3 separate regions of the Mus musculus genome follow, and regions 1 and 2 are each linked to region 3. A link is a loop called in an ENCODE intact Hi-C map of the cell type or tissue named here. Cell type or tissue: left cerebral cortex. All regions are shown on one strand. Region 1 has its middle 11 kb from the start of Gm14827. Region 2 has its middle 3.0 kb from the start of Maged1. Region 3 holds the start of Gspt2 (G1 to S phase transition 2).

Region 1 (4,000 bases), 200 kb after region 3:
TAAGCAGGCCATGGTGGTGTAGTACTCAGGAATTCAAGGCCAGCCTGGTCTACATAATGAGTTTCAGGCCAGCCAGAGATACATAATGTAACCATAAATTTAAAAAAGAACAGAAAAATATCTCATGTTAACAATCTCATTTAAAAATAAAGTTGAAATCACTATGCAATGTGAAATTCATTGTATTTAACATACACTTTTTTGAGACAGGGTTTCTCTGTGTAGCCCTGGCTGTCCTGGAACTCACTTTGTAGACCAGGCTGGCCTCGAACTCAGAAATCCGCCTGCCTCTGCCTCCCGAGTGCTGGGATTAAAGGCGTGCGCCACCACACCCGACTTTATGAACTTTTGTTTTCAAAGTATTTCAACCTTTTTACCCTAATGGAATAATAAATGGCATGAACTAAAGTTCTCAGAGAAAACGCCACATCTACTTTAAACATTCTATAAGGCTTTAGTCGGTTGGAATGCTGCAGGACCAAAGCCAAATTATCTTGGGCCATCATAACTCCTGAATATTCCCTAGCAGGGCCTCAGCAGTCTTGTGATTACTTGGTAAATCCCAAGGCTAGGAAGAGAGTCTGAGGCCTGGAGCAGAGCTCCCCCAGGCCTTCATTATAACCACTGTCAATGAAAGTAACAGTCTTACCTCAAAGTAATAAAAGATGGGATTTATTCTGGAGTCAAATATGAATTATCATGGCCCAGGAACACAGATTTAGAGCTCCCCAAAATACCATGTTTCAATGAGGCAAAAATTTCACAAATGTTTTATAGTGACAGAAAAAAAGAAGGCCATAAATCAAGACACTTCGAAATACGTCAGTGGGCACATCAGGCGGGCAGGTGAGAACCCTGCTGTAGGCCCTGGATGCCACCTGATGCTTTTAGTCCTTTGGTTGGTGGAAAACTTGAATTTTGTTAATGTATTTCCTAAATGTTTTATTTGTTAGTCAGGATGTTAAGTCTGACAGAGAGAGGGAAGAGAAAAAGCAATTTAATAGGCTAAAGGTCACCCAAGACAAACTGTAATTAGGCCCTCAAACTGCAACAGTCCAGTCGCTCCACATAATTGAAGCAAGCTGTTTGGCTTTTTGTTTGTTTGAGACAGGGTTTCTCTGTGTAGCCCTGGCTGTCCTAGAACTCACTCTGTAGACCAGGCTGTCCTCAAACTCACAGAGATCTGCCTGCTGCTGGGATTAAGGCAGGCACCACCACGCCCTACAAGGTTTTAAACAGTCAATAAGCCTTTGCAGACTCAACTTCTTTCCAAGAATTCTCACATCTGACCATCTAAGTGTACTTGAAAAGGGTCCTCAATTGTGGTTTTGCTACCATAAAAATTATGAAACTGTTACCACATTTAAACTTGGTGTTTTGGGTAACCTACATCTGTGTTCCAGAGCCAGCATCAGTCGTCTCCAAACTAAACTCTCTTCCCTTTGAGAGGAGAGTTATGTTTTTGTGGTGGTAGTAAACATCTCACTGAATATTACACAATGAATGGATGAACGAACAAAATATCACACAGTAAATATACTCAATATTAATTAAGTATACACCTCAAGAAAAAATAAATCGTGCCATTAAATGAAAGACTTGTTAGGAAATTTATAAGAGTCTATGGCTATGCTGGCTGGACACATTATCTGGATTCCAATGTTTCACAGTGATGTTAACTGACATCTATAAATCAAATAAAATATGGCCTCAATACTAAAGCATATATTTACATGCCAAGACAACTAAAGTAAGAGAACATTCAATAATGAGAAAATATTAGTTGGAGTTACCCAGAAACCACATACTGTGTTTTAGTAAAAGAACCCTGATAATATTACCCCATTGAAAATCCCATGGAATCTATAGCATTTGAGGAAGAAGAAAGAAAAAGAAAAATGAAAAACACCGACAAAAAGAAGAAAGAAGGGGGTGACAAAGCTGCGTCACATTTTTTTCCAAGTACAAAGGGCAGAGGAGAAACTGAGCAGCAGGCGAGAGAAAGGAGCAGCACTACCATCTACTGGTCAGAAAGCCTAAATTCAACCAGTGAACAAAAATTGATCTAGTTTTTTTTTCTGGCTCTTCACCAACCTAAAAAGGCAGGCCCTGGAAGTCAGGTGGGATAAAAAAGAGGGTTAGGGGGTGTCACATTATACAGAATTATATGCACTAAGTACATCAGCCCCAGAACCTGTCCGGCAAGACAGCCTTTAGTCCCACCCTCGGAGCCATAGCAACAGCAGCAGGAAGTCCAAAGCACATAGGAAATACATAAGGTAGTAAATCATTGGATTGGCAGGCTTTGAGCCTACACAATGATTCAAAATGAGGTTGCGAGCATTAGCCCTCACTCCAGGATCCTAACAACCTACCTCCTAGCATACTTAGATGAGCTGATGGCACGTTTCAGGAGCCCTCTGCTTTATCCATCCCAAAGTCTCCACACCTGTGAGGAGGCCCTGGGCAGCACAGAAGACAGCTTTCTTGTGCTGTCCAGTAGTGTCCAGTCGCCAGCATGTATCTGAGCAGGTCAGAACTTCTGCCCCTGACGAAGTTTTGCTTAGAAAAACAAGAGCTTACAATCCCCTGGCCTACACAATCTCTATGCTGTTCTCTGTGTTCAGTGCCCCAGAGAGCAAAGGACGATGGAAAACAGAAATCATGAAAATGAGTAAACTTAGCATTCCTTAGGCATACCAATCACCCCAAAATAACCTCTAAACTCCATTCTGTAGCCCTAACAAGCTCCAGCACCACCCTTTTTTACTTAACCAATGATTTGTAGAGAAACCCTTTAAAATTCTAATGTATTTTTGCTGGGTATAACACAACCTGGAACGCATGGAAGCAAGCATGGAGGTGCTTCATTGAAAACTAAGTTCCATAAACATTCTAGTTCTATTTCATGTTAGTAAGTTTTTAAATACATCTTTGCATGTGTTTATGTTTCATCGGTGTGTCTACACATAATATTTTTCCTATATGTAATTCCTACCTGTATGCTGCTTTGTTGCAGGACCCTTTGTACACATGTTTAAGGAAGATGGACTCTCCTGTTAAAATTAGGATTCCGAGGCTTGGAGGTAATCGTACCCATTACACCACTATCTGGCTAAGGATTGAATGTGTACTTCTGAAAACCAAAGCTTTGGGATGAAAGAAGACACCGGAGAGGAGTGAGGAGCAGGCCTTATATTGTGACCTGACAACGGTGCTCCTGAATGCTGTCTTTGTGTGATATTTTAAAGGTTAGTCAATCAATGCACACCAAGGAGGGATGAGGCCAGAGAACATCAGAGCTGAAGCAGGGTTAGAGTTCCCTTAGGAAGGAATAGAATAGGGCAAGCAACTGTGCTCATTTCCCAAGTTTTGAAACTGTGGTTGAAGATAATGGAAGGTTCTCACTGCCAGACTGGTCCTTTAAAATGTCTTTCTCTCATTACATTCCCTGGTGTGAGAGATTGCAAGGACTCTCACATATGATGCACATGTAACACCTTGAACCTATATCCCCAGTCACAAAGTACTCATTTTCAAAATCACAGTATCTTACATGAGACCTTACATATTTAAGCTAAACATACACACCTGTACTCCTGGCACTTCAGAGCTGGTGGCAGGAGGATTATGAATTCAAAATTATCCTCAGCTGTGTGGCTCAGCTGGCCTTAAACTCCCTGGAAAGTTCCTGATGTGGGGCGGGGAATCACTTTTGAAAGGCTGAATGGCTTGAACTTTATGATTATGGAGAGGTGAAATGTTATAAATCCATAGCCAAAATTATCTTAGTCCACTTAAACAGCATCTGTGCATCTGACCTAACATCCTTTCAACCAGCCTGGGCTACTTAGAAAGACAGCATACATGAGCATGAGCACACGTGCGCACACACACACATGCGTACACACGCACACGCACACGCACACACACACACACACATACATGTGCGCGCACAGACTTGAGTACTATACCTAGTACAAAAAAATCATGCTACACT
Region 2 (4,000 bases), 91 kb after region 3:
CAACATCCTGGGTCCTAAGTCTGTGGCTTGCATTGCTGAGCTGGAAAAGAAAAGGCTAAAGAACTTGCCACTACATTGGGTTAAATGTACACTAAGTTTTCTGTACATAGATATAATTTAAATAATAAAAAGAAAAAGGGAAAAGGAAATAAAAAGGAGATGCACCTAACCCTCAAGAGACTGGAGGCCCCAGAGAGTGGAGAGCTCTGGTAAGGTGGGGGCTGGGGTGGGGACATCTTCATAGAGGGGGTGGGGAGGTATGAGATGTGGAATAGTCAGAGGGTGGACCGGGAGGGGGATAAAAATCTGGAGTGTGAAAAAAAAAGAGTAAATTAAAATTTAAAAAAGAGAAGAGAAGAGAAGAGAAGAGAAGAGAAGAGAAGAGAAGAGAAGAGAAGAGAAGAGAAGAGAAAGAGCCAGGCATAGTGGCACATGAATTTATAATCCCAGCACTTGGGAGACAGAGGTAGGAGAATCTCTGGAGGTTCAAGGCCAGCCTGATCTACAAAGAGAGTCCAGGACAACCAGAGTTCTGTTACACAAAAAAAGCCATGTATCAAACAACAAGAGAGAGAGGGAAGGAGAGGAGAGGAGGGGAGAATAAAGAGGGCCTGGAGAGGTGGTTCAGAGGATAAGAGCACTGGCTACTCTTCCAGATGACCTGGGTTCAACTCCCAGCCCCCACAGGGCAGCTCACAACTGTCTGTAACTCCAGTTCCAGGGGATTCGACACCCTCACACAGACATACATGTAGGCAAAACAGCAAATGCACATAACATAAATAAACTTTTAAAAGGCTACTGAAAAAGAAAAAGAGGAAACATAGAAAGAGGGGGTGGGAGAGATGACTCAACAGTTACGAGTGCTTGCTGCTCTTCCAGAGCAATCGGGGTTAGTGTGCAGCACCCATGTGAACCATCTGTGACTACAGCTTCAAGGGAGCCAACATCCTCTTCCAACATCCATGGGCACCTTCATGCATACATACATACATACATATAAAAATAAATGTTTTAAGTAAGAGTAAGATAAGCCATAAACTGGGAAAACTTGCAAACCACATATCTGACAACAGACTCATGAATAAACTAGAAAAAGTCAATATTCAAGGTTTAAACTAATTGACTTATTCTCTTTGTTAATCTGTATACATCCATGTGTGTGTGAGTGTAAGTATGGCAAATGTATGTGGTACATACATGCATGGGTGTGTGGAGGTACACACCCATGCACTCACAGAAGCCAAAGGAGGATGGCAAGTGCTTCTGTTTTATTCTCAGGCAGTCTTTCACTACCAGACAGAAAAATCCGGCAATCCTCCTGTCTCCACCCCCACAGTGGGTGTGCAAAGCTCTAATGAGCTTCTTCCATGTGTGTTAGGAATTTGAACTCAGATCCTCCTGCTTGTGCGGCAGTGATCTTACCAAGGTCCAACATCGCTAGCAAAAGCAGTAAGACAACCCAAATAGAAGATGGATCAAACGTATACAGAGACATTTTACTAAAAAGGAGATACGGGTGTGAAATTATCATACATAAATATATTCAGTTAACCACCAAGTAAATGCACATTAAAAGCACGGTGAGCTATTCCTACACACTATTGCTAAAAATTCTGACTACAAATGTCACCCAAGATTTGTAGAAATTGAACCACTTATATGTGGTTAATGGGATGTAAAATGGTTGAGCCACTCTAGAAAAGATCTGTAACTTCTTGTAAAGCTAACACACACTTACTATAAGCCCAGAAATTGCACTGTTGTACATTTAACTCAAAGAAATGGATATCTGTTTACACACAAAAAAATGTAAAAATAAAAATTAGGGGCTAGAGATGGCCAAACCGTTTTAGTCAGTTCAGTTCCCAGCACCCACACCAGGTGGCACACAACCACCTCTGTAACTCCAGTTCCAGGGACTACAACTCTCTTCTGGCATCCAAAAGCCAGCACATATGTAGCATACACACAGAGAAACAAACCCACATACACTTTGAGGGGAAGTTAGAAAGACAGGCCTGCTCAGGGACAAACATCTGGATAAGAACTAAGAAAAATAGAAGGACTCAGGGGTTTTAATTTAAAACAACAACAAAGCAGCCTATCTAGACTCATGTCCCACCCCATCTAGACTCATGTCCCACCCCTCAGACTCTCACCTCCCAGTGTCCCCTCCCAGCTCCAAGGAAAGAGCCTGAGAGCCTTTTAGCTTCTGGAAAGCTTCCCACCCCCACCCCCACCCCCCCCCCCCGCATTCCAGTCCTTTTGTCTTTTCTGCTCACTCAGTCCTTTGCCTTTTCCCCCAAAATGAACTCAGCTAACACCAGGATCCCTGTTACAACATGAACAGACACAAAAAAGAACGTTAAACATTTAAAAGAATGACGCAGAGAAAGATTTTTCTGATAAGATAAAAACATGCAAAAATGCGTATGCTCCTGGTTCTTGTCCAATGATAAAAACACGACTCTTTGATCAAGCAGGGATTTAAACATCATGCTAACAATGCACATCTGAGAGACCTGAAAGAAGAATGTGGAGTATTAGGCAAAAGAGTGCCATTTAAAATATTTCCACGTGCATTATTATCTTATTGACGTAAGAAGCTCTGTGCCTGAGCTTAAAAATGCTATATGAAAGGTAGCAGAAAAGCCTTAGCCACTGGCTCAGGGTGGTGAGGATTCAAAACTGATTACTTAACTTTGATAGCATTTAGATATTTCAATCCCCAATGATGAATATAAACTGTTGCCATAATGAATTATGTCTCTGTATATGACAAAAAAATAATACGTGAATTTATCGGGCAAAAAAAAAAATTTCCTCTCAGGCTTCTAGCTTTAGCAATGGGGTAGATTGTGTGATTCATTCATTTATCAAACAATCTTTATTGAGAATATAAAACGTATTAGGTAGGCATTGTTCTTCGTGCTGAAGGTACAACAACGAGTAAATTGGGCAAACTTCCATATCCATATCCCTAAAGAAACTCCCAATCTCATGTGACAAAAAGAACAAAACTAAAGGAAACAGTGGTGAGGATATACATACATATATATTCATATATATATGAATATATACATACATATATATTCATATATATATGAATAAATTTTGAAATAATAATTTTGAGAATATCAAGAGATATCCACCTGGAGAAGGGAGGGGACAGCAGGGTGCAAGTCCATAAGGTACAGGCTGGATCATGACTGAAGATACAGACGTGGAAGCAGAGAAAATATAAAATGGCACCTCAGACCTCCTTTCCTGAGTCTGATCACGTCCCACTGCAGACACTTTACAGAGGAAGTGCTGAGGAAAAACAGGCAGCTGACAGGGGAGGTTGCTATGCAACAGATGAGGGAAGTCATCCAGCCTGGCAGAATTGATGTTGGCCCTTGGGGACAAAATGCTGCAGTCCTTCCTAGCATTAGCCTTCTTTCCTATGCAGGCTCCTCACAGGAGCTGACGCCACAATAAATGGGAAACGCGCTAAGGTCTGCCCGGGACTTGGGAAACGGATGGGTTTGGATTGAGTCATTTCGCATCTGTATGCCATCTTTCTGCGTTTGTTTCCCCAGCTGTCCTGGAAGCACAGCTGGCTGTGTGTCCTTGGGCACGACCCTCTTTGCGGGATTCCTGTTTTGGATAGTAGTGAGTAAACCAGGCTCAGAGAAGTCCACTAAAGTGTAGTGACTATATCTCAGGGGACTCACACAGCGAGGGACAGATAGGGCAGACACTCCTCCCGGAATTCTAAAGCCAAGGCCAGCTTCATTCTGCAAGAACAAGGCAGACACACCTGAATGCTCTGGCCGCTCCAGCAGTCACCAAGAAAGCCTGCGGTCTCGCTCCTGGAGACTGCCTACTAAGAGGAGCACAGAACGAACCTAAAGGGTCCCCACACATGCCAGGCCTCCTAGAACACAAGCCTTATTCCCATGGAACAAATATTGGGGAGAGGACAGCTTGTTATTCCAATAGAGGTTGAAGGAGT
Region 3 (4,000 bases):
CGTCCGGAATGGCAAAGATTACTGGGTTCACAAAGTATGAAGCCTGGAAGAATCTCTTCCTCTTCAATCCCTTTCAGTCTGATTTTGAGGTTTTCACCTGGAGCTACAAAATCAGTCTCGGCATCATCAGAAACGATTCCTAGAACTTCCACACTGTGCTTGTTTGGCATCATCACAAGCTGCTGGCCTTTAAAAATGGATCCTGATTCCAGCTTACCCAGGACCACAGTGCCCATATCCTTGTACTTATCCACAATTGGCAACCTAATTGGCCCATCAATTGATCTGTTGAAGTTTGGCAAACTATCCAAATACGGAATAAATGGTAATCCGGTGTACCAAGGACAGAAATCAGATTGCTCTTTAATATTTGCTCCAGTCAGTCCTGAGCAGGGCATAAAGTGAATGTCCTTTTTTGGACTGAAACCAACTTTTTTCAAAAAGGGCACCAGTTTTTCTTTACATTCTTCATATCGCTCACTGCTCCAATCTACTGTGGGGTCATCCATCTTATTAATAAGCACTATTAAGTATTTTACCCCTGCTGTTTTGGCCAGCATTGCATGTTCTCTTGTCTGTCCACCTTTTTCAAATCCAGTCTCAAATTCCCCTTTCCTGGCAGAGATCACCAGCACAGCTAAATCGGCTTGAGAGGCACCGCCAATCATATTTGGGACAAAACTCTTGTGGCCAGGGGCATCTAGGATTGTGAAATGCTTCTTTTCCGTTTCAAAATACGCACGGCCCACTTCCACTGTTTTACCCTTGTCTCGTTCTTCCTGGTTTGTATCTAAGGCCCAGGACAAGTACCAGGTCTCTCTATTCTTCTCCTTAGCTTCTCGTTCGTATTTCTCAAGTGTCCTTCTGTCAACCATTCCTGTCAAAAACATTATTTGTCCTCCAATGGTTGACTTGCCAGCATCCACATGCCCAATGAAGACCACATTTACGTGTTCTTTCTTAGGTGCACCTGATGGTATGGACACAGATTTTGATTTCCTTACTTCCTCTTTCTCCTCCATCACTTCCTTGACACTTTCTTCTGGGGGCCCTGCATCTCCCAAAGAAGCCTCAGGCTTTGCTTCACTCACTTCTTTAAGCTCCCAAGATTCTTCTAGGGCCATCTCCACCTCTCCATTTTCTACAACAGGTTCTGAAAGTTCCATGGTAACAACTGAACTGGAACCCTCCCACGACACTAAAGGGCCATCTTTGGAAGGTTCTACAGGTGCTCCCCATTCCATCCGTTTACCTTCAGGCTCCCCGGCGCCACCGATGCAGGTTTCGTCGCAGCTGGAGGCTGTGGGGGCGGGCGGCTGGGCCGATCCAGGCAGGAAGGACGGCACGAACTCCGCTGCGCTTACGCTAGGCACGAAAGGTTTGGCGTGGATGTTGAGCTGACTGCTGAAGGCCAAGCTGAGATGCTTGCGCTGGGCCTCGGCTTCCGCGGCCTCAGCCGCTGCCATGGCTGCGGGGGCGATTCCATCCCCGCTCGGAGCCGAACCCGGGGCTTCCATGTCCACCTGATCCCAGCAGTCGGGAGCCGAGTCGCTGCTGCTGCCGAGATCCATGGTGTGAGCAGCCGGGGTGCGGCGGAGAAGGAGCGAGGTAGGCAGGTCAGGAGGAGAGGGTTCTACCGGTGGTAGTAAGGCAGGAACAGCCACGGGCCACGGGCGAGCGACGCGAACCTTAGCGGCGCGGAGGCAGCTAAGCGCAGATGCTGCACTCACAGCTGCGGCGGCGGCAGATATGGCCGCTCAAGGCTCAGCTCCAATGTGTGAGCGAATCTCCTCCCCCAAATCCCAATCACTTCCGACTCCTCCACCCCTGACCCAACGCCTGTGGTGAATTGACCCCTCGCTGCCATCCGTAGGTTTGTCCCCGTTAGTTCTCAGTCAGAGGCTGAGTCTCCAAGTACAATTTAAAAAGAAAAGAAAAAGAAAAAAACACGAGATTTTCTATTTATTTTGGTTCACACAATCTGACAGAATGATTTGACCACGTTCCAATGATTAAGCCTTAGATACACCTGACTTAAAATTCTAAAATCTTCACATAAAACGAAAATTCCTATTGAACAAATGGGAGGCAAAAAATGAGCAACAAGCGGGGTGGGAGGTCAGTAGCGCTTACACGGGGATTTATAGAATGAATCAAGATAGTAATTGCAACTTAAAATCACGAATTAATTTGAAATCGAGAGGCTTTTTGTTCCCATTGATGCCCCCATCCGCTTGCATTTTAAGGATGGGGTTAATGGTCTTTTTAAATTACCAAGGAAAGCAATTTTTAACAATTATTCTAATCATTTTATATGCAAGTATCCGGACAGTAGCAGGCAGGCCATTCTCTGGAGTAAGGCCACTGTACCTTTCCAACCATCTGTAGTTGTACCTATATACCAGGACTTCTACAAGAATCACAGGCCATGCCCTTTCAGCTTCGTTCGGAAACCAGAACTGAGTTTGCAATAGGAATCAATGCAGTGGCAGAGGTAAAAAGAAACTGGCTGTAAGCTCAATTAAAGCCACTATGGCCTCTAAAGTGTAGAAAATCCTTTATAGTTCTCATTAATAGACTATCACCCTCAAAAATGGTTGATATTTTATCTAAATCCTGGATGTACTTGTTTGTAAATTATAGCAATCAGAGAGGAGAAAGCTGGGGATGATCCAATTTACTTTTCCCAGGTGGAGTTGTAGGCATTTGTTTTAAATCAACCCAATAACAAAGTAAGACGTTATAAAACCAAGTGGATGACTGGTAATTTGATCACTATGTTCTCCATACTTCATGAGAATATCAGGGCCCTTGATAGTGCTCACTATGGAGCTGCCACAGCTGTGTGCTATTTATTTCCCACCTTTACCTGCCCTTGGTTCTTTTTCCCTGGTAATGGTTTATTTCTTTTATTGCAGAAAAAAGAAAAATAATAGGAAAAACTGAGAAGTAAAATGTAAAGATAGACTTCTGGGCAGCACCCCGCACAGGTACTGGAACATTTTGTGACCCTAGGACAACGTTCTTTAAATGGGTTTAGGAGAATCTGTCAAGGTTTAAGGGGCTGTTATTACATAAAGTAACCTATTCTAATACACAGGACAGATTTAGAATTTTTCCTTCTAAGTCAATTGAATTAGTCATAAAATATTAACAAGTTTGCTGCTTGGGTATCTTTTTTAGAGAACAGAGGGTTTTCTTCATTAACAGCTTTAAAGGGGAAAAAAGAAATGGTGGATTGGTGTCCTCACAGTCTGTCATTCATGGGATTCAGAAAGTGACTAGAGGCAGGACAGAGAACAAGACAGGCAGACAGACGGAGGGAGAAACAGACACACAGAACATTTGCTTCAGTCTACTGGAAAAATTGACCTTAGACAAAACTCTTGGCTTATGAAGGAGCACTCGTCTCCCTCTCACAAAGATTTTCCCCACTATATTTTTAAGTATATATGATATTTATTCATTTCCCCTTTTAAATGTTTTATTGTAAAACATAGAACAAAGATAATTGCATAAAGCCAGGAAGTGGTGGCTCACGCCTTTTATTCCAGCACTTAAGAGGCAGAGGCAGGTGAATCTCTGAGTTAGATGCCAGCCTAGCTTATAGAGCTAGTTCCAGGACAGCCAGGGCTACCTACACAGGGAAAACTCTGTCTCAAAAAGAATTTCATAAAACAAAATTATGTTTATTTTCTTATAAAAAGAGATAAGTACCACTGGGGTTGGACACCCCCAAATTTTGACCAAAGGTTCAGGGAACATCCAGAAGAAGGAACAGAAAGACTGAGGAACTGTATTTAAAGGTTTCAGCATTAGGAAGAAATGGCTGCTGAGAGAAGTCAAATCAGTCTTTCCCAAGGATGAGACCCAGATAGGTTATCCTGTCTGAAGTGGTCAGCTCTAAACACATATACACATGAGAAACACTAAATGGATTCAGCATGATATATATATATATCAATGTGTGTGTGTGTGTGTGTGTGTGTATATATATATA

Evidence for each region. Hi-C counts contacts between places; a loop is a spot of excess contacts. Peaks named below come from ENCODE experiments on the same cell type or tissue, not always from the same donor. Only the 100,000 strongest peaks of a DNase experiment are listed, where the experiment ranks them.
Region 1: a loop joins it to region 3, with 3 times the contacts of the local background. A loop is called at or near these places in 7 of 42 quality-filtered maps.
Region 2: a loop joins it to region 3, with 2.7 times the contacts of the local background. A loop is called at or near these places in 5 of 42 quality-filtered maps.

The regions. Positions count from the first base shown.
Region 1 is chrX:94,430,175-94,434,174 of GRCm38, reverse strand. No RefSeq gene overlaps it. Among named protein-coding and RNA genes, the nearest start is that of Gm14827, 11 kb to the left of the region's middle. In left cerebral cortex, a CTCF peak has its summit at 2,009 (motif pointing left); DNase peaks (open chromatin) are centred at 2,041 and 2,209.
Region 2 is chrX:94,543,016-94,547,015 of GRCm38, reverse strand. It overlaps the pseudogene Gm9005. Among named protein-coding and RNA genes, the nearest start is that of Maged1, 3.0 kb to the right of the region's middle. In left cerebral cortex, a CTCF peak has its summit at 1,875 (motif pointing right); DNase peaks (open chromatin) are centred at 1,288, 1,900, 3,184, 3,818 and 1 more place; H3K27ac peaks cover 182 bases.
Region 3 is chrX:94,633,828-94,637,827 of GRCm38, reverse strand. It overlaps Gspt2 (G1 to S phase transition 2), which reads right to left and starts at 1,759. Exons shown (of 1, transcript NM_008179.2): 1 at 1-1,759. The coding sequence starts at 1,571. In left cerebral cortex, no CTCF peak of the experiment used is centred here; DNase peaks (open chromatin) are centred at 1,039 and 1,635; H3K4me3 peaks cover 2,200 bases; H3K27ac peaks cover 860 bases.